3 separate regions of the Homo sapiens genome follow, and regions 1 and 2 are each linked to region 3. Evidence: chromatin loops called from intact Hi-C (ENCODE). Cell type or tissue: CD4-positive, alpha-beta T cell. All regions are shown on one strand.

Region 1 (8,000 bases), 940 kb after region 3:
CAGAAGCCTCAAACGAGAAGCAAAAGGAGACCAAAGTCAGAACAGTGGTTGTTTGGTGGGGGTGGGAATGGCCTGGGAGAGGGGCAGAGGGAACCCTCTGGGCTGAACATAAAGGCACTAGATCTTGACTGGGGTTCCTCCGAGTTCCTCTGGCATATGTGTTGTCAAAATTGATCAAGCTATACATTTAAGATCAATGCATTCCACTGTATGTAAATTACACCCCGGTTTTTAAAAATGAGAAGTAAAACGAAAGCGCTGAACAAATGAAAGCTACTTCTGCCATAAAGGAGGCTTTATTGGCCTGCTGTGAACAGAACACTCTCAAGTAAATAAAGTCTCACTTTGCCCTCGGATAGGAGATTATTTTGAAGTTCAGGTTCAATAGTTTCAGAAAACACATATGTTTGTGTCTAGTTCGAACTGGTTTGGTAGGTATTTAAGAAAAAACATTAGTTCAATTCAGAGTTCAGTCAAAAAATAATAATACTTGGATTCGGTTTCGGGTTCAGTGAATCAGGGCAGTGTTTTCCAATTTGGGGGTCATGGTTCGGTTCAGTTCAAGTTCTTGTTAGAACAGCCCAGCATGGGGCTTGGCCCCTGGGACACGGCCAGCCTGGCCCACCAGCCATTGTCCACACACTCCCATCCCTTCCCAATCAGCAGCAGTCAAGGGGGCCCTTTCCAGCCTCTTTCCTGCACCTCCCAAAAGGAGAAACCAGAACTTAAGAGGAAAAGAAAATAGTTAAATTTTTTGGCAAATCAAACCTCGATCTGTACTCTTGCACACGTGGGTGAGGCAAGACTTGGCCCCTCAGATGCTGCCACCCACCAGGAGGAAGAGTAAATAATCAAGGCATTGGGGCAGTTTACGCCCTGGGCCCTGGGTGGGTGGGGGCTGCTATACCCTTTTGCAGGTGGAGGAACTAAGGGAGGGGGTGTGATTCATCCAGTGCCTCAGTCAGGGGTGGAGACTGTGCTCATACCCAGGTGTGCACAAGCAGTGGGCACGGTATGAGAAGTCCTCCCAGACCACCCCAAGCACAGTGGCAGCGGCTTACTCTTCCCAACCCCCCACTGCACCCTCTGTCCCCAGTTAGTCCCAGCAGACACATGTGTGTGGTCATGACTTCCCTTTTTAGCCTTGGCATTTCTGCTTAAGAGTAAGGCTCCAACTTCTGTTTCCAAGATTCCCAGCAGAAGCTGGCACAATGGGCAGAAGACAGAGCTCAGAACTATTGCTGGAGGCTTCTGGGAATATCATTGATGTGGTATGGAAATAAGCCTCTAGAGGAGCCTACGAAAAGGAAGGTTACCTCCCACCTGGCTCTCCCTTGCTGCCCTCTTCCCTCCAGCCTGGCACATAGATAGCTCCCTGAGCCTCAAATACAGAACAGCCTACAGAAGACCAGGCCTTTAACTCTGGCCCCTGCCCACCTCATCTCCTGCTGTCCCCACCTTGCACCCTACTCTCTAGTCAATGGGGAAGTTTTATGCCCCTGTGCATTTGCACGTTACATTTCTTCACGCAATGCACTTGTCCTCCTCCTTATCCTCCTGTATAGCTTCTCCTGGATGCTTCCTAGGAAGAGTTGACCACTCTGAGCACAGAAGGGACCAGATGGGGAGGGCATCACCCAGGTCTCAGGTACCTCCTGCTTCCCGCCTGCAAAAGAGTTATCAGTCCTTGATACAAACAGCCTCTGCTGGCAGGACCATCATGTACAGTTGTGCAGTTTATGCACTGCACAAATGTGTCCAGCTAAGAGGGTTAGCGGGGACTGAACTCCACTTGCAAAGCTGTGCTGCTGAAGGCTGTGCCCATCCAGAGAGGGCTCTTTTTCCTAATTCTCCCTGTCAAGGGAGCAGCAGCCTTGCCCAGCAGACATGTGCAGATCCTAGGAGGAGGCATTTGGTGCCTTGACCAGCCGTCTTGATAAGCTTGTCACTCATCCTCGCTGCAGTGACTTGCAGAAAGGCCTGTCTGCTGCTGGGCTGGTTGCTTTCTTCCACAGGCCCTGGAGGGCTGGGGCTTCTCTCTGTAATAGTAGCCCTGAGCACAGCATCTAGCCTGCCAGCTGCCTGGCTGCTACAAGAGCTGATTTTACCCAATGAATTGAGGACCTGGCGAATTCTTTCATTTTGGCTTCCATGCTTAGGCTGAATGTCCATCCAGCATCTGTCAGAAGCTGACACCATTTCATGGCCCCCTGTGGAAGTGGCCGATGCTGTCCCTGGCCACCTGGCAAAGGGGGCCTGGGTGAACTTCCACCAGCATCTGCTTCTGCCTACATAGCCCCCACCCCGGCCAGCCAGACACCGCCAGGTCCTCGGCTCACCAGGCTTAGGGGTTTGGTTCTTGTCCTAAAAGATATTTTAGATAAGCGTCTGGGCTGTGGAGGAGGCACGTGCAGGTATCGGGACCTTCTTGGCGGTGGTATCTCCCTTCCAGGCCCTGTCAGCCTGGCTGTGCCCCCTCGGCCTGGCCCAGTGTGTGCTTTTCTGCTACCTGTGCTCTGACCATGGGGTCCTAAAAGTCCCCACACCCTTGTTTCTGATGCGCTGCTCCCCTCAGACCTCCATGCCCTCAAGGGACTCCTGGGCTGCTGCCCCAGTTCAGGCGACCACCACAGCACACAGCATAATTGTCCATGCCCGTGGCCCACAGCTGCCTACCATTTGGGCATCACGGATTCACGCCTGTGAATGCCACTTCTCATCTCTCAACCTCAGAGGCATCCAGGAGAAACAGCACAGGTCAGGTGGTCCTAAATTCAAATGTCCACTCTTCCCTCCCCATCCAGAGAGTTTGGGCAGCTTGTTTAGCCTTTTCCAACCTTAGTTTCTCTTTACAATGGGGAGACAACACGACCAACAATGTGCGTTAGGCAAAGTGATGTCTGAAAAGTGGCTGGTACCTGGCCCGAATGACCAACTCGTTGGGTTGCCCAGGATTTTCTGAGTTTAGCACCAAAGCTGTGCATCCAGGAACTCCTCAGTGATGAGCAAACTAGAACAGCTGGTCCGCCTACAGCCCCACACACGGGAGCCGCTTCCTCTTCACCCACCACTCAGAGGAGCAACTGACAACCTGGAGCAAGACCATCCGCGAAGCCTTCGGAGTGAGGAGAGGCGGCCAGGAAGGAGGATTCACCGTGCCAGACCCAGGCTGGGCCTCGCTTTGTAACACCTACCAACACCCCTTCAAGTTGCCCCATGCCCCTGCAGAAGTATGAAGTCCATAGGGCTGTGGGCCCCACAGCTCCCAGGGCAAAGCCCGGCAGGCAGTGGGTGCCCAGGAGCCCCAGCTGCTGGGTGCTCCCACACGCCCTGGCCAGGCCAGTGAGGGGGGCGCAGCCCAGCAGGCCTCCATGGGGTCCTCTGGAGGGAAGGAGGAGAAGGGCTTTTACTCCTTTCCTTGGGCAGAAGTGCAGGTAAACAGGCTCCTAACCCTGCTGTAAGGTAAAGCCTGTGAAGCAGGAACAAAGCGGTTTGTTCCAGCTCACCGTGTCGCCACAGCCCGTGGCCGGCCGTCTCTGGGGCAGCAGTGACACCTGCTGGCCGCCGGATGCACCTTGCTCCAGATTCCCTGCGGGAGCCTCCTTGCCTGCAACCCTAAGGAAGCTCGGGGGACCTGGTCAGCCGCACAGGAGAGGCCAGTTCGCCCAACCCTGCAGCCCTGGGGGGCGTCGGCTACAGACAGGCAGCTGGCTGGAGATGCTGCTGGAGCTGCGGGCTCTGGGTCCTTGGGGAGGGGAGGACAAGTGGCCTCTGCATCTGTCCTCTTTGGAGCCTGGGCCCCGCACAGCCTTCAAGAACTTGGAGGAAGAGGGTTCCTGGACAGAGCTGAGGGTGCAGGGAGCTAGACCAGCTTGCAGTGGCAAGCACCCTCTCCTGGATTTACCTATTTCCTCCCCTAAATGCTCCAAGAACACATCGTTTCCCCCATAACACTTCTTGATTCTAAGAACAGTCACTTTCTCAGAATCTTCATTTTCTCTTTGTTTCAATCCTAGTACTAATAGCTGGTTTTCTCTTCAGTGCTTCCTCCAGAAGCAAATGTCTCTGCAGCTCATGAGCAGGATGGGACATGCCTGAAAGGTGGTACCATAAAAGTCTTATGGGGACAAGGGGACCCTGTCGTCAGCCACCTCCCTGGTAGCCAGCTGATCACTGCCCACACTCCAGCCTCAGACGAGCAGCTATTTAAAAACGAGGCCTCAGCAGAATCTCAGGCTCTCACATGCCTCAAAGTCCAAAGGTCTATGCTCTTCCTAGTAGACATCTGGGGAAATCGAGGCTGAGAGAAGCAGAACGGCTTGTCCCAGATCTGACAGCTGGCTCAGCCTCACCCTCTGTGCCTCCCACTGCTCTGTGCCTGCTTCAGGCTTCCAGAAGAAATCATGTATTGTGTTTGGGGATGCCTTGATATCAAGGAGAAAAACTGAATACAACATTAAATGTTTATCCATAGGGGGACTGATTACATGAATAATCTATACCCACCCACTGGAATGCTGTAAAATAGCACACTGGCCTTAGAATGGCCACTCCTCTGTTTATTTGGTGACTGTGAGCAGATTACTCACCCTCTCTGAGCCTCTGTTTCCTAATCAATAACGGGGTGATGCAGTAACATCCTTCTAAGGGTTTATCTGAGGCCCCCAGGACTTCATGACTTTACAGGATATTTATATATAATAACTCCTTTTTACACACACACACACACACACACACACACACAGATTACAAAACAATATATGTGCTTATTCTCAGTCAAGATTCTGAAAAACATGGGGTGAGGTGACTTGAAAAGAGTTTACTTATAGGGTTTAAGGAAATCAACAAGGGAAGAAGGGCCAGTAACCATCCGCAGGGCTGAAGGGTAAAGGGAAGAGGTCATTATGGGAATCCAGAGAGGGAAAATGTGTGAAGGGGCCACCTGACAGGAGCTACGACTCCCAGCAGAGGGCCGCCACTAGTCCCCTGACCATGAGGGCTGCTGCGACTAGTCCCCTGACCATGAGGGCTGCCGCCAGCCCTCTGACCCCAGGATCTGCCACCAGCCCTCTGACCCCGGGGTCTGCCACCAGCCCTCTGACACCAGGATCTGCCACCAGCCTTCTGACCACGGGGTCTGCCACCAGCCCTCTGACCCCGGGGTCTGCCACCAGCCCTCTGACCCCGGGGTCTGCCACCAGCCCTCTGACCCCAGGATCTGCCACCAGCCTTCTGACCACGGGGTCTGCCACCAGCCCTCTGACAACGGGGTCTGCCACCATCCCTCTGACAACGGAGTTTGCCACCATCCCTCTGACCACAAGGTCTGACCTGGCACAGAGGGAGCCAGCGACAGGAATATCCTAGCCACACCTCCTGTCCCTTGCAGAGGCTGAGCCCTTTGATGCAGTGCACACCGGTCAGCTTCTGCGCAGAGAGTACGGTGGAGGAGGCAGCCAGGGTACAGGCCCAGACAGCTTGTATGCATATGAGAATGTCCAAAAGAGACACCCCAACATATCCAACTGTGTTCATCTTGGGTTGGGGGCCAACTGCGGTTGCCAGGAGTAGGGGAAATGACACTTGGATCTTTTACTTCCTATTTCTCTATATTTGCATTTATAACAACTAGCAGATATAAAACGTGTCATCGGCAGCAGTAATTAAAATGTTCCATTTGGGGAACAGCACCTAGATTTCAGTGAGGTCCTGGTGGAAAGAGCACCATTCAGGGGTCCGCAGTCTCAGCAGCTGTTCACGCCTCCTTCAAGAAGTTAGCCTGCCCCCTACTCCAACCCACTTGCGGCAATGGCTGCACAGAGCTCCAGGTCAGCTTCAAGTTGAAGGACCGTACCTCATGCTGGGCTGCTCTGTACCATTCTACTTAAATGAGGCATGTGTATCCACAGCTAGACAGCGGCCACCTCAATGTCCTTTTCACAGCCCTGGGCTGGGCACAGAAGAGGTGCCCAGGAATATGTGGCCGCGACAGACTGATCGAATGCACCAGCTCCGTGTCTTACCAGTGGGATGACCTGCGGGGTAAGCCATTTAACTTCAGCGTCCTCATCTCTCAGGTGCAGAGATGGATGGAGGCCTTGCTCACCTCCCAAGGCTGCCAGGAAGTGAAAACATTCTGAAAAGGCAAAAGCACATGCAAAACCGATGTGTCAGGAGCAACACACTTGGATTCATGCACCTTTGCAAATGCTTTTCTTTTCAGTGTTTAAAAAAAAAAAGTGTGTTTAAAAAGAGAGATCACTTCTCTTCATTTCCTGCCCTCTCCCCTTCACAGGGGCATGAGACATTTCATTCAGGGTCACAGATTCTGTTTCTGTCTGGGGGAGGCCGGCCTCGGGGGATTGGCCCCCTTTAGGAATTTGTACCGGGGGAAATATAATCCAGTGTTTTCCAGCCACCATTTAGCAAAAAGTTGTCATCGGAGTAGTTTCCTCCCAGCGATGCTGCCTTCACCTTACCCCCACCCCGCCCCCCAAAGGACCGACTTGGTGACTCTCTTCATAGTTACGAACAAGCAAATCTGCAAAAACTTAGGAGGCCTCGGCTGAACCAAAACGTTTTTCAAAGAAACACTTTCCAGCCTAAGAAAGGTAATATCCTGGAGGGCTGCCCGCCTTCCTGCAATTAACTAGAATACCACCCAACGGCGCTTTTGTTGGCTACCATTTCCCATGGAAATACCTCAAATGCTTTTCCTCCTGGTGGTTCAGCAACTAGAGACATGGAAACAGGCTGCAGCTCTAAAATGGGACCTTTGTCTTTTCCTGTTCAAGTCACAGAAGGGTAGTCTGGACCAGAGAGCCCTTCCTCTGCCACCCACGGCAGCCTAGGCACGGGCAAGGAGCAAGGGTCCTGGCTCCCGTGTGGGCTCTGGGCCCAGGCCCTGAAGCAGGATGGGAGGGGAGGGGGCGATGTCATGAGGAGGGGCCTAGGGACTGAGACTCTACCAAAAGTGTATTCAAGTCCAGCCCCACCAGAAAGCCTCCAGCTCTGTGAACTTGACTGCTTGACTGTACCTCCCTAAACCCCCAGGCCTCCACTTTCCTATCTGTTAACTAGGGAAGCAAAACCTTGCAGGGTTGTAGTGAAGATTAAATGAGCAACACTTGTGCAAGCTCCTGATACCCAGTAGGTGCGTGTTACAGCATAGTTTTCATTTTACTATTTGAGTTAGAGTGTCTGCTCCACTGTCTCCTTTTAAAATATAAATGCTGCAGGAGGAATAATCTTTGAAGGTTTCTAGAAGCCCATCAGGAAGAGGAAAGGAGGTGGTGGTGCCAGGTGGAGGAGGCCAAAGGAGAGATGTCAGGAAAAGCAAGCCACAGAGCAGCTGATCTATCCTATCAGGGGCAATGGCAGAGAGATCTTCCAAAGAAAGTGTTAAGGCTTCTGAACCCCCCTGGAAACATAATGCAAGGGCTGTCCCCTGACCAGGTGGTCTGTACCATGCCATCAGTGACAAGGACACTCGGAGTTTCACCACTAACAGGATCCAGAAAAGGAATTGGTATGCAAAGTATGTCCCTCCAGCTTCAAGCCTGCCCTGCGCGTCCTCCATGACCTCAAGCCACGCCGCTGCCCTCCTTCCCGGCCAACGCCAACACCGGTCTGCAACTGCACTGATACTAGGTTATCAGCACCAGGCCTCTCACTTCCCAGAGGCACGCTCTTGTCCACCTAGAGCAGCCTGACCAGCCCTGGGAAGGACCTCCGGCCCCGATGACCTGTCCAACTGAGTGTCTGCACCTGAAATTCTACCAGCAGCTGTTCATTTCTTTAAGCAGGAACTGTACAGTTTTGAAAATGTTCAAACTATGGAGGAGACTAGATAAGTAAAAGGAAAAAATGGGGTGGGGAAAAGGGAGTTTGCTATCATTTACAAGGAGCACGAAGATAGAGGCGTGAAGTAATTTTGTAATTTTATATCTCGTGCTATCTTTTGCTCACTGAATCATCTCATTTGACATTATCTCTGATCC
Region 2 (8,000 bases), 120 kb after region 3:
GACCTTCTGAGCCAGGTGCGGGATATAATCTCCTGTGTGCCGTTTGCTAAGATCATTGGAAAAGCGCAGTGTTAGGGTGGGAGTGACCTGATTTTCCAGCTTTGCTTGGCCATGAAAGGGAATTCCCTGACCCCTTGCACTTCCAGGGTGAGGCGATGCCTCGCCCTGCTTTGGCTCACGCTCAGTGGGCTGCACCCACTGTCCTGCACCCACTGTCTGACAAGCCTCAGTGAGATGAACCCGGTACCTCAGTTGGAAATGCAGAAATCACCCGTCTTCTGTGTCGCTCATGCTGGGAGCTGTAGACTGGAGCTGTTCCTATTCGGCCATCTTGGAACCGCCCGATTGTATTCTTTTGGTGGTGTTTTGTCTCCTTGGTTTTTCATGGTTCTTGTTGCATTATGTTGATGTCTGAGCATTTGGTGGAGTAGTCACCCCTTGCAGACTTTTTGGGCTAGTTTTGCTATGGAAAGACCTTCACCTTATGAGGGCGCTTGTTGGTTAGGGTACAACAGTTCTGGCACCAGTGAGGGTTCAAGCTGGGTAATCTGTGTAGCTCTGCCAGCCGAGGTTGATTTTAGACCAAGATTGGAGGGATGCTCAGTGGCCAATAGTGTGAATCCTCAGTGGCTAATACTGATGTCTGTGGTGGCAGCAAGGGTTGTTGGGGTCTTTGGTGACAATGGCTGCTAAGGTCCTTGTGATCTCTTTTACTCCTAACAGGGAAGTTGTGGCTGAGCATGGATTCGTTTTGGTACTGGGTATGGCTTGTGGACTTGCTTGAAATAGCAGTGGTACTAGTTTGTGATGTGTGTTGCCTGTGATGTGGCCTTGGAGTTGAGACCTGAAGCCTGGGTACTTGTGGAGGGAGTATGGCTCTGGCATCTGGGTCCATAATGGCACTGATATGTATCATGTAGGCACCTCACCTGCCATGTTGGCAGCAGTATGTGATGCCTGGAGGCTTGTGAACACATCAGTGGAGATGAGAATTGGGAGTACAGGTATATGCAGAATTAGAGAGGCTCCTAGGTAGACGTGGGGCCTAGCTCTGTGTGATAGCTGGTTTGGTACTTGGAGTACAAGCATGAGCAGTGAGGGCTTGGCTTTTAGCCCAGGGAATATGAAGTTGCTCACTAAGGTGATGGCTCAGATATCTGAAATGTGGGCCCAGTGCAGCCACATTGCCTGGGCTTGGAGTGGGTTATTTGTAGAATGACTGCAGTTCTGGGGTTGGGGCAGGTGTGGAGTTGGGAAAGATAGTGGCTTCTACTCTGTCGTTGGTGATGTCATTTCCATTATTGGATTTTTAAGGCAAGGAGTTACATGATGTATGGTTTTGAATCATCTAATAGCAATGTGGTATATAGTGTATATTAGAAGGGACCAGAAGGATTTTGTAGTGAACAATGCTGAGGGCTTGAATGAACTAAAACCACATAAAGAAAGGGAACTCTGAAAACTGGTTGAAAATTAGTTTTGTGCATGTAATTTAATTTATAAACAAACAAGTTGGTGGAAGGAACATTTTGTCAAATGTTATTAGAATAATCTAGCTGAATTTATGTAGATGTATTTGTGAAAAGACTTTTGTAACTTCTTGAAAATTTCAAAACACGACCATTCATTTTATATGTGTAATAACACTGAATCATAAAATGCAGTAGGTATAGCGGAAGCAATAAATATTGTAGTTATATTGGAGTTGGTATGAAAAGACCATGATATTATGTAATACAGGTGGTGAGATGAAACGAGTTATGTTCCGGTAATATGGAAACAATTCATTTAGATTTAGAGCTAAAAGCCGATGTTTTTCGTTTGAGGTAGTTCAGGGAGTCTAATGGCTTAGATTAAAAAGTTCTACAAACTATAATTAGCCATGTCATTCTCTGGAATTTATGCCTCATGAAAATAATACTTTTCTTTGAAAAGCAAACGAATAAGCAAATATAAAAGCGTGAAGAAAATGCCTATTCCTCTGTGATTCCTATTGGATACATTATGTATTCAAAAAGAAGATCAGGCCATGGTGTTCTTGAGTTGGGTTTCTGTAATCAACTGTTTGTAAAAATAAACGTTTCAGGCTGTTGATTTCTTCTATTTGTGTTCTTTTAGTGCTCAAGTGGGTTTTCATTTTAAGTACATTATTGACTGATGATGGCCATTGGTGCTTAAAAAGAATCTAGGTATAATGGCATTGTGCATTTTCTAAGATATTTTTGGCATTCTTACCCATTAAATGGTTACTTTGCGAGGATAAGCAACTGGAAAAAAATCATTGAAGCCATTCTTTTCTATTCGTATTTTTGGTTTTGTTTTGAATACTACTTCTTTTATTTTCTCACCCTGTATTCCTAATAACTTCTTCCTCTTTGACCTTTCTTTTTAGGAAAAAAAATTTAACAGAAACTTTCTGAGGTCTGTTTGTATAGCTTTGAAATAACTTCTGCTAACAGTCTGTTTAGTTTTAGAAAATGATACTAGCCTTGTAGAGCAGTAGAATACTAAGTGGTATCATTAATGCCAAACATAACGATAAAATAGTGGAAAAATTTATTACATATTTAGTTTTTTGGATGGTTTCATTGAGGTGTGTCTTTGAGCATAATTATCAAAGTGATTTTTCCTTTAAATTAAGTAACATTCCTCTGCTAAATTGATTTTCAAAATTAGACCTCTATAATTTGGATGGATGGGTAGAGATTAGTAACTTTTATCTGTAATATTTTCCTGTATAAAGCAGTTTTAAATGTCTTTTAATATATTTTAAGTGAAATATAATTATTAGATATTGCTGTTTACACATTTAAATAGATAAAAAGTATATTATTTTTCCATTTATAAAGCATCCACTTTGTGAGAGTGACTAACTCTTACTGATCCTGATCTGTAGTATACTAGTACTTAGTTCTCATCTGCCAACATATTTAGCTTTCTACAGTATATAGTCTATTAAAAGAGAAGTACAACAAATTTAATTTAAAGATTTAATTGGCTTTGGTTTTTTTTTTTTTTGAGACAGAGTCTTGCTCTGTCGCCCAGGCTGGAGTGCAGTGGTGCAACCTCCCCCTCCTGGGTTCAAGCAATTCTTTTGCCTCAGCTTCCCGAGTAGCTGGGACTACAGGCGCGCACCACTATGCCCAGCTAATTTTTGTATTTTTATTAGATATGAGGTTTCACCATATTGGCCAGGCTGGTCTTGAACTCCTGACCTCGTGATCCGCCCACCTTGGCCTCCCAAAGTGCTGGGATTACAGGCATGAGCCACTGTGCCCGGCCTGGCTTTTTTTGTTTGTTTCTTTTTTTTTTTTTTTTTTTTTACTTCTAGAATCAGGCAACATCTCATTCTATTAAATAGAATGGACTGAGCAGAGATAGTTGGCTTTATAGGCCAAAAATGGCTGAAGAAAACAGAAACGAGAAACAAAAAGCAAATTGGTTGTTTCAAAGTTACTTTCCTTAGTGATGTTAAGCATTTTTTCATATGTTTGTTGGCCATTTCTCTATCTTCTTTTGAAAATTGTTCATGTCCTTAGCCCACTTTTTGATGGGATTGTTTGCTTTTTTGTTGCTAATTTGCTTGAGTTCCTTGTAGATTCTGGATATTAGTCCTTTGTCGGATGTATAGCTTGCGAAGATTTTCTCCCACTCTGTGGGTTGTCTGTTTACTCTGCTGTTTATATCCTTTTGCTGTGCAGAAGCTCTTTAGTTTAATTAAGTCCCACCTATTTGTCTTTGTTTTTGTTATATTTGCTTTTGGGTTCTTGGTCATGAAGTCTTTGCCTAAGCCAGGGTCTAGAAGGGTTTTTCTGATGTTATCTTTGAGTATTTTTATAGTTTCAGGTTTTATATTTAAGTCCTTGATCCATCTTGAGTTGATTTTTGTATAAGGTGAGAGATAAGGATCCAGTTTCACTCTCCTTTATGTGGCTTGCCAGTTATCCCAACACCATTTGTTCAATAGGGTATCCTTTCCCCGCTTTATGTTTCGTTTGTTGAAGATCAGTTGACTGTAAGTATTTGGGTTTATTTCTGGCTTCTCTCTTCTGTTCCATTGGTCCTGTGCCTATTTAAACCAAAACCCAATGCAATACCACTATACTCCTGCGAGAATGGCCATAATCAAAAAATAAAAAATTAATAGATGGTGCCATGGATGTGGTGAAAAGGCAACACTTATATACTGCTGTTGGGAATGTAAACTAGTACAACCACTTTGGAAAACAGTGTGGAGATTCCTTAAAGAACTAAAAATGGAACTACTATTTGATCCAACAATCCCAATCCTGGGTATCTACCCAGAGGAAAAGAAGTTGCTATACAGAAAAGATAGTTGCACACACATGTTTACAGCAGTACAATTTGCAATTGCAAAAATATGGAACCAGCCCAAATGCCCATCAATCAATAAGTAGATAAATAAATTGTGGCATGCATATATATATATATATATATATATATATATATATATATATATTCCTGAGATACTTCATTATATATTATATATTCCATATATATATATATGTATATATGGAATACTACTCAGCCATAAAAAGGAACTAATGGCATTCACAGCACCTGGATGGAACTGGAGACTATTATTCTAAATGAAGTAACTCAGGAATGGAAAACCAAACATTGTATATTCTCACTCATAAGGGGGAGCTAAGCTATGAGGATGCAAAGGCATAAGAATTATGTAATGGACTTTGGGGACTTGGGGAAAAGGGTGGGAAGGGGGTGAGGGATAAAAGACTACAAATTGGGTTCAGTGTATACTGCTTGCATGATGGGAGCATCATAATCTCACAAATCACCACTAAAAAACTTACTCATGTGACCAAATACCACCTTTCCCCCGCAAAGCCTATGGAAATAAATTTATTTAAAAAGTTACTTCCCTCATACAATTGACGCAGAGGGGACTTCCTTATCATGCTGGCTCCAGGTAAACTGGGCCTCATTGGTTGCTGTGGAAAACTGGCCCATCTCAAAATTCAGTTCATTTACTTGGCACTTAACAGGAGTGATTCCATTTTGGTTTGGTTTTGTCTGCTAAAGTTTAGTGTGGGAGGCTAGTCTAAAACAGTGACTTGCCATAAACTTTAACAAATCAAATCCACTTGCTAAAGGACACTGAAAGATACAAAGTTAAAAAAATACTGTACCTTTGGCTCTTTTCTAGTTATATTAAAACAAAGTACAGCTTAATTCAACAAACTATTTTCAAATTCCCATTAGGTGCCACATACCGATAATATAAAGATTGATAAACTAAAATGATCCTTGCTTTCAAGTATTTGACAATGTTAAGAGTAAACAGTCTTGCACACATGATACATATGAAATAATACAAATCATAGCTATAAACAGGATTTTTAGGGACATAAATTAGAAGAACCACTTCTGTAAGGTGATGTAACATTAACTAGGAGATTGCCAGGAGGGAGAACTGATGGCAAAGGTCATTTCAAGCAGAGATGAAGCAATTATCCTCAACCCCTGCCTGCACCAAAAAGACCCAAAACAATAAGAGAAAAACCCTAAACTAAAAAGAATAAGGGGAAAAACTTAAAGGGCTAATGAATAGAAAAAAGAGAACTTCCCATTATGTTTTAATAGGTTGAAATTATATAAAGCTGGAATGGAAAAGAGCATGAGTTATAAGGTAAAGAGAATAAGTTTCAAGTTCCAATTGTACCTGCTCTGTGTTTCCAGATAAGTCACTCAGTTTTTGTAAGCTTCCTTTTTCTCGTTGCAGTAGATGCTGTTAGTACCCCATCCAGTCCCTTTTTATCTGGATGGTTTATTTACCTATCCCTCACCCATAGTGTTGGTGACTTACAGCTCTCAGTTCTCACTAGTGCCACAGAATTGCCAGGACCTGCCTGCCCAGAAACCCCAGAGATCTTAAGCTTCCCACTTTCCCAGGGGGTAGGTAGGTGACTTGTAGTCAATGACTGGTTGATATAAGGGTATAAGGCCTTGTCTTTGTCTCAATATGTGACATCTCCCTGGTGCCAGTTAGACTCCAGAGCTCACTCTGAGATCAGGTTGAGGCTAGTCTTTAGCTGAACCCACAGTTTTGTTGCCTCATTCACTTCTTTAAATTTTTTACTAAGAGCAGTTCCTCAATCATGTGCACAGAGTTCTTAGGTTTTGCCTCTCAGGGACTTGACCTAACACCCACCCCCACTTTCCCCAGCCCTTTAAAAAATCTGCGATCAGGTATACATAATTTAAAATGTACAGTTTTCACCATTTTAAAGTATACAATTCAGTGGCATTAAGTATATTCCCAATGTTGTGCAACTGTCACCACTATCTCTTTTCAGAACTTTTTCATCAACCCATAGGATAACTCCAAACCCATTAAGCCGTCGCTTCCTATCTTCCAGCCCCTAAGCAGCCACTGGTAACACCAAGGAGTAGAATTATCTCATCATATGGTAATTTAACTCACTGAAGTACTTGCCAGCTGTTTTCCAAAAGGGCCATGTAGTTTTATATTTCTACCAGCAATTTTGAAGTATTAGTATTTTGATTCTCCACATGCTCACCAATGCTTGTTATTTTCCAATTTTATTTTGAGGGTCATTCTAGTGGCTGTGGATACTCTTCTTTCAAATTGAACTAACTCTCCTCTTAACATTATTGTGAGAATCAACTTGTGAGAGAAAACTTTTGGCGTATTACAAAGCACTGTATAGATGCCTTTACTTGTGATGTACGATTCAAACTGAAATCGGATTTAAAAGATTTGTTCTATCTTTGGTTTTATAAGACTTGCATAGAAAGAAAATAATAAAATTCAGTTGTGATTAACTATTGGGCAGTCTAATAGAAGTATACAGTATTAAGCTTTTGGTTGTCCCTTTTTACATTTGAGAGATGTTATTCTTGACATAGTTTCAGTGTAAGAAAAGATAATTGGGGCTCAGTTTCATTTTCAGTGCCTGCTATTAATTAAAGGGCCACTTATGCCAGAATTTCCCATTGATATGTTTTGTTGTGTGTGTGTGTGCACACATATATATATATATTCACATATATAATACGCATATAAAAGTCATGTTATATACTTACCACTAAGAAAAATGACAAAATGTTGGACAATAAAAAGAACATAAAAACATTTTTCCTATAGATAAAAATTTTAAATCAGTCTACTTTTGTATGTATTTGAGATGTATATATATGTACATGATACTGTTAATTAATTAATTTTTTTTTTTTTTTGGCAGAGCCGGGGTCTCACTGTGTTGCCCAGGCTGGTCTGAAACTCCTTGGCTTAAGTGATCTTCCTTCCTCAGCCTCCCCAAAGTGTTGGGATTATAGGCTTGTTAATTTTTTTAGCTACCATTAAAATTTGTTTTCTGAATTGACTAAAAAATCTCTGTAGTGTGATTTTTAATGACTGTGTACAGTATTCCTCCTTGTGGATATTACAGCATTTTCATAAAAAGATAAATAAAATTGAACTTTTACTTATATTACACATTTTTGTGTGTGCATATGAATTAAAATCTCTAATCTTCAATCTTCAGTTAAGATTTCTTTTGTTAAAGGGGACACATATCTTATATTACTGCTTTTGTTTTTAACATAGTCATCAGTTTAAGATCATTACTTCATACAATTCTTTTTTTTTTTTTTGAGGCAGAGTCTTGCTGTGTTGCCCAAGCTGGAGTGCAGTGGCGCAATCTCAGCTTACTGCAACCTCTGCCTCCTGGGTTCAAGTGATCCAAGTAGCTGGGACAACAGGCCCCTGCCATCACATCCGGCTAATTTTTTTTTTTTGTACTTTCAGTAGAGATGGGGTGTCACCATGTTGGCCAGACTGGTTTCGAACTCCTGACCTCAAATGATCCACCTGCCTTGGCCTCCCAAAGTGTTAGGATTATAGGTGTGACCACTGCTCCTGGGCACTTCATGTAATTCTACAAAACATTTTAATTTATTTTGATGTTTTTTAAACTTTGCATTTACGTGGTTTT
Region 3 (8,000 bases):
AAAGGGAGACGGCGCGAAGGAGTGAGTGAGAATCAAGGCCAGGCAGGAGGCATGAGGAGTGCTGAACGGGTCAGGGGGACTAGGGCTGAAGTCGGGGTGGCAGCGGGCACAGGTGGGAGAGGGAGGGATTTGCGCGGAGGGACTGAGCCCCGAGCCCGCCAGGGCATCCGGAGGGAGGCCCGGCCGGGGGTTTCTGGGGTTAGAGCCGCCAAGGCAGGAGGTCTTGGAGGACGTCCGGGGCCCAGCCCCGTGGGCAGGAAGACACCGGCGGGCAGGTTCCGCCGCTCCCGGCCGGGGGCGGGGGGCGGTGTAGCCTCTTACCTTGAAGGCCACGGGCAGGGTCTTGTTGCAGCGCCAGTGCGAGGGCAGCACCGAGCACAGGAAGTTGGGGCTGTCGGTGCGGACGAGTTCGGCCGGGTGGTCGGCGATGATCTCCACCATGGTGCGGTTGTCGTGGGGCGGCCGCAACCGGGGCACTGCAGCTGCCGCCGCCGCAGCCGCCGCCGCCGCCGCAGCCGCCGCCGCCGCCTCCTGCTGCTGCTGCTGCTGTTGCTGCTGCTGCTGCTGCTGTTGCTGCTGCTGCTGTTGCTGCTGCTGTTGCGCAGCCACCACCGGGCTCACGTCGCTCATTTTGCCGGGCTGCAGGCTGCTGGAGGGGGGGCTGAAGCGCCGGCTGGTGCTCGGATCTACGGGAATACGCATCACAACAGCCACAAGTTAGCGAAGTGGCCGGGGGAGGGGGAGGAGGGTGGAAATGAGGGGCAAGGAGGAAATTGGGGGGGTGAAGGCGAGACGGGGGGAAAGAGGATGGAGGTGATGGGGCTGAGGAGGTGAGAAATCAAGTTTGATGAGGCCGACTGCCGGGCGGAGTCTGATGGGCCAACAGAGTCTGGCGATGCGGCGCAGTCGGGCTGGCGGGTAGGGAGACCCGGGAGGCGCAGATCTTTGCCGGAGTCTTTGGAACACCCGGGGTGGCAGCTGCGAACGGGCGCGGGGGTGTGTTTGGCCTGGGGAGGCGGGGGACTTGAGTTTGCAGCTTGGAATGGGGTCCCTTGGGGCACCGCGTCCTGGGTGCGCTGGCGCCCCCTCCCAGTTGGAGTCCGGTGGTGAAGCGGTGTGGGTTCAGCAGTCCAGCCCCGGGGCCGGCATTGCCGCGCGCTGCCCGCCACCGCCGCGCCGCGCCGCGCGCTGCTACCCAGCTGCAGGCGGCCGCGCCTCCGCCCTCCCGCGCCGCCGCCTCCGCGGCGGCCGCCGCTCCCCCCGCGCGGGCTGCACGCTCAGATTCCTCCCGCGGCGGCTGCCAGCCCGGCTCCCCGGCTAGGCTCCTTCCTTTCCCTTCTTTTCTTCTCGCCCTCTCACAGCCACCTCTTTGCATCCACTCCCTCCTGCAATTTGCAAAGCTCCCCTGTCTCTCGCGCTTCAAGGTGCCAAGAGGTAAGTCGTGGGCAGCGGATCTCGGGGCAACGAATCTCGAGCCTGCGAATCGCAGCCGCTGCCGCCGCCAGCCGGCCGCGAGAAGGAGCCCCCCGCGCGCCGTGTGCAGTTTCCGAAGCCTAGAGGCGGCCCCAGACTAGGGGCAATCTCGCCAGGTCGCGTCCTCTTGCTCTCCCCACCCCTAGGACAAGGAACCCCCTCTTTGTAGGAAGAGATTGAAGCCGAGACACCAGAGAGCCCCCGGCTGATCTGACTGTCGCTATTTTTCGTTGTAACTTCAGGAGAGGAGGAAAGAAAATTCTTGAGCCTCTGTGCTGACTTCTCAGCACTCTTCACCCTCCCACCTCTACCCCCACCTCTGTCTGAGCGACTCCCAAGGGAAAAAGATTTTGCAGGGTTTGGGTGTTTTTTGTTTTAAGTGACACAAAAAAAATGAGGAGGGGGGGTGGAGGGAGATCTAGTCAAAATAGTTTTTAGGAACTCAAGTGCATAGCTGGACATTTCTTTTTTCTTATATATTCAATCTTGTCATTCCTAGAGAACAAGAATGAGGTGTTTGTTTGTTTGTTTTTGTTTTAAGGACTGAAAAACTGTCAGCTTTGTGATTAAAATAAGTTGCAAAACCCTTGCTGGGGAAAAGCACCAGCCGTTTTCCATGAATTTAAATATTTTATTAAGTCTATTCTACATCTAAGACTAAGTTTCGTGTCTGTCTTCCCCAGCGCTCACGGGGAAAAATTAAAAATACGAACTAAAAAATTCAAAATGCTTCCGTGGCTGTTTATTTATGTATTTATTTCCTAGTGTGGGTTTAAAAAGCGACTTTGGATCCCCCAAAAAGTTGTGGTCGAGAGGATGAAGGAGCGCGGAAAAAAAGCGGCACTTTTTACCTAAAATGTGGTTTTTGGAGGCTGGGATTTCTAATGATTAGGTTTTTGTGGTTTATATAGACACGACTCTGGCTAAGTCGATCATTACGCTGATGAGAGTCAGAGCACGTGGGTGTCTACGACCAGCCTCAAACTCTGAGCCTTCAAAACAAATAAAACAATGTGCTGCGCCCGCAGAAGCCGGGAAATCCGCTTGAGGCTATTACACCCCAAGAAGGGGGCACAGGGCCGTTTTACCCTCGGCGTTGTGTACTACTACGTTTCTTGCTTATTACCAAACTCTTTAAAGCCTTCCAAAGCTTGAAAACGTGTTTGCGAAAAAAATCATCAGTTGCCAAAGTTTCAAAGATTCCTAGTGGAGTAGCTGACACAGTAACAAGTGATTTTATAAAATAAATGAAGAATTAGAATGCCTCCCCCTCGAAGCATCAAGGAAGAAAGATGGTTGGGTCATCTCTCACGCCCTCCCATCTTATTTAAAGCAATTCACATACCCATTACTGGGTGTTTTTATTGCTCAGTGCAAACGCCTCCCTCACCCTCGTAGCGACCTGCCACGACCCTCCCTGTCTGGTTTTAGAGCTTTGCTCCCACTCGCTGAGCCCACGCCCGGGTCTGCGCCCTAGAAGGGGCCTGGAAGGGCTCTGAGAGCATGAGGGGCACGGAAGATGGGGGCCTGGTGCCAGTCGCGGACTCTGGAGCCCTTTCGAGTACAAGATGAGCTTGGGGGGCTGTGGTTGCGTGACTCGGGATCGCCCCGCTGAAGAGATGCGCGGGGGACTGAGGGTCTGCCAGACCGCGGGAGCAGAGGTGGGGGTGCGGGGTAGCCAGGTGTGCGCTCTCGAGGGGTAAGGATGGAGTTCAGGGGATACTACTCTGTCCTTCCTAATTGGGGCTTTATTTTTACCTGCCCTTCCTCCATGCACTGCTCCACGCCTCCCTCGTCGGTCTTTCCCTTTCCCACGTTTCTCTCCACGTTCCTGCCTCTTCCCCAAATCCCTCCACAGACACTAGCCCCAAGCCGCGCCCCTCCCGCCCCACAGCCGCCGCCTGCCACTGCCACCCTCGGTGACTCCGAGAAGCGATTCTGCGCCACCGGCTATGACACCTGGTCCCCAACCTACTCTTCGCGCCCGGCCTACTGGCCTCCCAGCCCGGGCGCCGCCAGGGTGCGAGAACCCATTTAGCCAGACCGGACCAACTGGAAGCGCAGCCAGGAGCTGAGCTGGCTCCTGCGCGTGCGATTTTTAATTATCTTTTCGGTCACAGGGGAGAGCTCTAACCCCGGGCACCGCCGCGTCCCCTGCGTGCACAGGTCTCTCGAGTCCCACAGGCGGCCGATCCGGGAAGGGAAGCCAGGCTTTCGCCTCAAAAAAGAGAGAGAGAGACTGCATCCATTGCTGTCCTACCTTACACGTCCACTCATGTGCACTCGGACACACACTCTTGCAAGTCCACACGCAGACACACATAAATACATACACACTCATAGAGTCATGGCTTTTTTTTCCTGCCTTTTTTTTTTCTTTTTAGGGGGCTAGTTTTACTTTGGGCATGTTGTGCCACTGTCTAACAGAGATCCCTGGCTCGTTTTTTGTTTTTAAATCTGTGGGGGCTGCAAAGGGGGGAAGCAGTTATGGGAATTGATTATTTCTATGGTAAAAGTGACACCAAAATTCCATAACTACCATGGTGGGTGATATGCCACCTTCTCTGGGATTGTCCTCCTCCCAGGAAGTCCATAGAACAGAGAATTCCTGGAACTTTGAAGACAATAAGAAACAATTAATATTTCAAATATGGACCACCAGAGGGGCTTTCCAAATAAAAAATTCTAGAATTGAATTTAAGAAGTTACCTTGGGGACTTTTCCTCCTTTTTTCTCCATCGCTGTTTTGTCCTTTGTTTTATTTGGTGGATAGCAAACTATGCAGTCCTCAGTGGTTGGGGATTTTAAGGGCAATTTAATCAATAGTGAGATTATTTATTTTAATTAATCATATCTAGTAACTCAGCTTTATGGCCTTTCTCAGTATCCTTCCTCCATTTCACATTTCAGTGGAACTAATATAAGCAGCTCTTGGAAGTTACTAGTCTTGGATCTCTTAAAATATCCTACAGTTATTTATAATGTGGAAATGAAATTTTCCACTGAATACCCTAACAACGTTTCAGGTATCTGGCACAGTGGGTTTTCAGTCTCCTTTCAAAAACATCCTTTTGCTGAACATTCACACTTTCGACTGGAACTGACTGAGCCTGGAGCTGATGATGTCTTGGCTCTGAGCATTATGCTTAAAGAAAGAAAACATTTTTACAGACCCCTAAACCAAACCTCTCCTGTTAATCGTAGGCACATAGGAAAACCATGAGGTTTTACATATGTGTATTTTGTGCTATAGTTTGCTTGATGTCATCTTTGGGTTTAGATTTTCTACGTCAAAATGTTTGAAACAAATCACCCACCCTATTTCTCTTCAGAAATATTCATCTTTTCAGTTGTATGTGATGGCACTAAAAAGTATACACTTTTTTTCTGAAAATGTGGCAACTCTGGAAGATACAAACATAATCCCACCCACCACTCCCTACCATGTCCTTTAACATTTAACATAACTGTTTAGTAACAACACCTGACAATTCTGACTTTCTAGACAAAGAAAATGAGATGTGAAGCAGTCAGGTTATTTATCCAGTCAAAGAACTGACTGGGAACAGAACCCATAGGCCTTTTATCCTGGTTTCCTTTTCTAACCCCCATACATTATTTTATATATACTTATGATGAAAAGTAGAATAAGTCCCTGTAAAATCTTAAAATATTTTTCAATGGACCAGCTATTAAAGTGGGAAAACCAATGGAAAATTATGGGCACATTGATGATCCCTAAAGCTTTGAATGTCTCATATGGGAAAACTTTATAAACAGAACGATCTTTGGAGAATTTTCGTTTGGACTCTGATTGACAGAAGGTTACTCAGCCCTTGAAGAAGCAGCATTGCCACTAGACCAGGAGTCGTCATACTATGGCCCATGGGACAAATTTGGCCTAATGCCTGTTTTTGTACAATTCTCAAAGATGTTTTTTGCATTTTTAAATAGTTGAAAAATTAAAAGAATAATATTCATAGTACATGAAAATGATATGCAATGCAAATTTCAGTGTCTACAAATAAAGCTTTATTGGAATATACCTATGGTCAGTCATTTGTGTATTATCTATAGCTGCCTTCACCTAAAGCAGAAGAATTGGGTAGTTGTGACACTGTACGAGTCACAAGGCCTAAAATATCTACTGACTTTTTACAGAAAAGTTTGCCAACCCTTGCCCTAAAGTGAAAGGGATGCAAGACCATGGAGGAGTGAGATAGCAGAAAAGAGTAGATATTTTATAAAGATACTGGAATGGGTGTGCATGTGGTTCAGATTAGTTCTCTAAAAGTGAACAACGTAACATTTAACTTATTCTTTTCTGCATAAATTGTTAATTAGATTAATATTTTTCACTTAATAATTTTGGAGGTGCCAAAACAGAAAGAAAAGAATGAGGAGCGAGTACATTTTCACAGGCTCCTTAAGAACAATTTTCTTACACATCTCCATATGTCAGCATTTTCCATTGTCCTTAAAATATAGTGGGAACACATTAACTGCATAGATGAAGAAGAGTGAAGAAACTCTCATGTAGTCTGAACATAAAAAATAGGTAAGGTTTTAGTAGGTTTATTCCAACTGTGTTGCACATGATTACACAAGAAACTCAATGAGCTTACCAATAATTTTCTAGTATACAATATATTCGTAAGACCTATATACAGTTTTCAGACAGTTAGCTTAGTAACTTAAGTGATCCCAAAGCTTTTTGACATATTTTTTCCATTTTAACTTTTTATACCGTTAAATACTGTCTGATTTGTTTTAAGCTCAGTAAATTTTTCCCATTGTCAATGGACCTATAATAATTTGCATGGCTGTAACAAGAGATGAAATGTTTGTAGTGGAGGACTTAGCATCATAAACCTTTCCTTGTTGTTTTAGTTAGCATTCCCAAGGGCCATATTCAGGCACTTACAAGAGAGTACAGTGTTGTCATAAAAAGGCTGACACTTGCCATATGACCTTTCAGAACCACATTCATGGAGCATCTGTGTAATTACTCTTCAGGCATGGTACTGACTAAAGAGGTATATATTTTGTTTGACTAAAATACCAACTTACTAAACGACACCCTAGTTACCTTAAGAAACCAATGTAATTTCTAAAAAGAGCCTAATTCATTACCCAGGAGTCAGAGAAAACTAATTTTCTCAAATCAGCCTTCTGGTATTTTGGTGTTGGCAATTGTCCTATGGCAGTAGCAGTGATCTTTGAGCAGCAGTGGAATGTTATATATAAAAGTTTACAGAGGTCTGTGATGAAACTTCTAAGAACACCCTAAAATTAAAGATTTCCTGTAGTAATTCAGCCATTCTTTACCCAGCTGCTCACATATTGCCTTTAAGTCACCAAGGAAGGTGCTATCCTATTCTAATCTCACTGCCCAAGGTTCCAAAGTTTCACTTTAGGCATTAGGGCAGTGACTTCAATTATTTGTCCCCTCCCTACACCCTGCCATCAAAGTGAAAAATGTAAATCATAATACTCTCAGTTCATCTAGTAAAGTACTAAAAATATCAACATTTGCACAGTGTGAGAAATTTGAATTACAAACTAGCAAAGTAAGAAAAAATAGAACAGAAAAAAATAGAATAGTAAGAGTTCAACTTGGTTCTATTAGCTGCAATCCTAGGGGATGCCAGTTATTATAAGTCACCATTCTAAGTTTTTTGCTATTCTGGATTTCATACTCAGAAACCGTTCTCTCAGTGTTTTTCCCCATGCTTTTCTAAACTAGACTTTTCTCAGAGAAAACAATTTCTTCTTCCCATCTAGTCATAATCAATTTCTAAAAGCAATGACTCATCTTTTCTGACATTAGATGATTCTCCTGAATTATCTTCGTTATTGGCAGGATCTTTTCCTGACTCATATTCCTATTAGTGACAATATTTCTTCCAGATCATTTTTCTTCCCTAGGTGTGCCAGTTATCAGTTTATTGTCTTGCAGCTCCAAATTCACCTTTTTTTACCTGCTCTGTGAAAATGAATCCGGATCCATTAAATATTTCTCTTTATCAGTTGGCAATCATGTTTTGTCGGTGGGGACGTTAGAAAGACATTGCAGGAGGAAAGGGTTTTGCTTCCTGGTTAACTTGTGCTCACACAGCAGTTTCTGCAGTGCAGGACATATAGATTTCCCAGCTCCTGGCTCCTGAAGTGCATACATACCCACATCTTCTCCAAAGCCCAGCTGCTGCAATAAAGCTAGCTTTTCCAGTGCCAGGCTCCTGAAGCACCGGTAGCCAGAAGTTTCCCCCAGCACCCTCCCCTCCTGGGCTGTTTGTAGCAGTGTGGCTCTGGTGAGGCAACTCCGTGTGAACAGCCTTCCCCAGCACCCTAGAGAGCAGATCTGCAGCAAGCTCTACTAGCACAACTTCTCTGCCACCCAGGGAGCCAAGGCTGTGCAGGGTCTGGATTCAGCCTTGGTTGAGAAGAGGGGAGGACTCTTACTTTGTTGCTGTATTTCAGCCCTGAGGGTAGTGGATGCTGTTATTCCTGTATTCTTTAGAGTTATT

The links. A loop is a pair of places that touch in the nucleus more often than their neighbours do. Peaks named below come from ENCODE experiments on the same cell type or tissue, not always from the same donor. Only the 100,000 strongest peaks of a DNase experiment are listed, where the experiment ranks them.
Region 1: it touches region 3 in a loop (4-fold over the local background); 17 of 110 quality-filtered maps call a loop at or near these places.
Region 2: it touches region 3 in a loop (2.2-fold over the local background); 4 of 110 quality-filtered maps call a loop at or near these places.

The regions. Positions count from the first base shown.
Region 1 is chr6:44,471,427-44,479,426 of GRCh38, reverse strand. No RefSeq gene overlaps it. Among named protein-coding and RNA genes, the nearest start is that of MIR4642, 40 kb to the right of the region's middle. RefSeq lists an enhancer at 3,458-3,988. In CD4-positive, alpha-beta T cell, CTCF peaks have their summits at 3,366 and 3,565 (motif pointing left); a DNase peak (open chromatin) is centred at 3,546; H3K27me3 peaks cover 482 bases.
Region 2 is chr6:45,298,995-45,306,994 of GRCh38, reverse strand. The region is part of intron 2 of SUPT3H (SPT3 homolog, SAGA and STAGA complex component); the gene reads left to right. Among named protein-coding and RNA genes, the nearest start is that of RUNX2, 25 kb to the left of the region's middle. In CD4-positive, alpha-beta T cell, no CTCF peak of the experiment used is centred here; no DNase peak of the experiment used is centred here.
Region 3 is chr6:45,415,279-45,423,278 of GRCh38, reverse strand. RUNX2 (RUNX family transcription factor 2) reads right to left here. Exons shown (of 9, transcript NM_001024630.4): 3 at 322-686. It overlaps LOC124901324 (a long non-coding RNA gene), which reads left to right and starts at 1,063. Exons shown (of 2, transcript XR_007059602.1): 1 at 1,063-1,434; 2 at 1,620-2,200. In CD4-positive, alpha-beta T cell, a CTCF peak has its summit at 3,598; DNase peaks (open chromatin) are centred at 288, 638, 2,448, 3,558 and 2 weaker places; H3K4me3 peaks cover 3,848 bases; H3K27ac peaks cover 1,017 bases; H3K27me3 peaks cover 899 bases.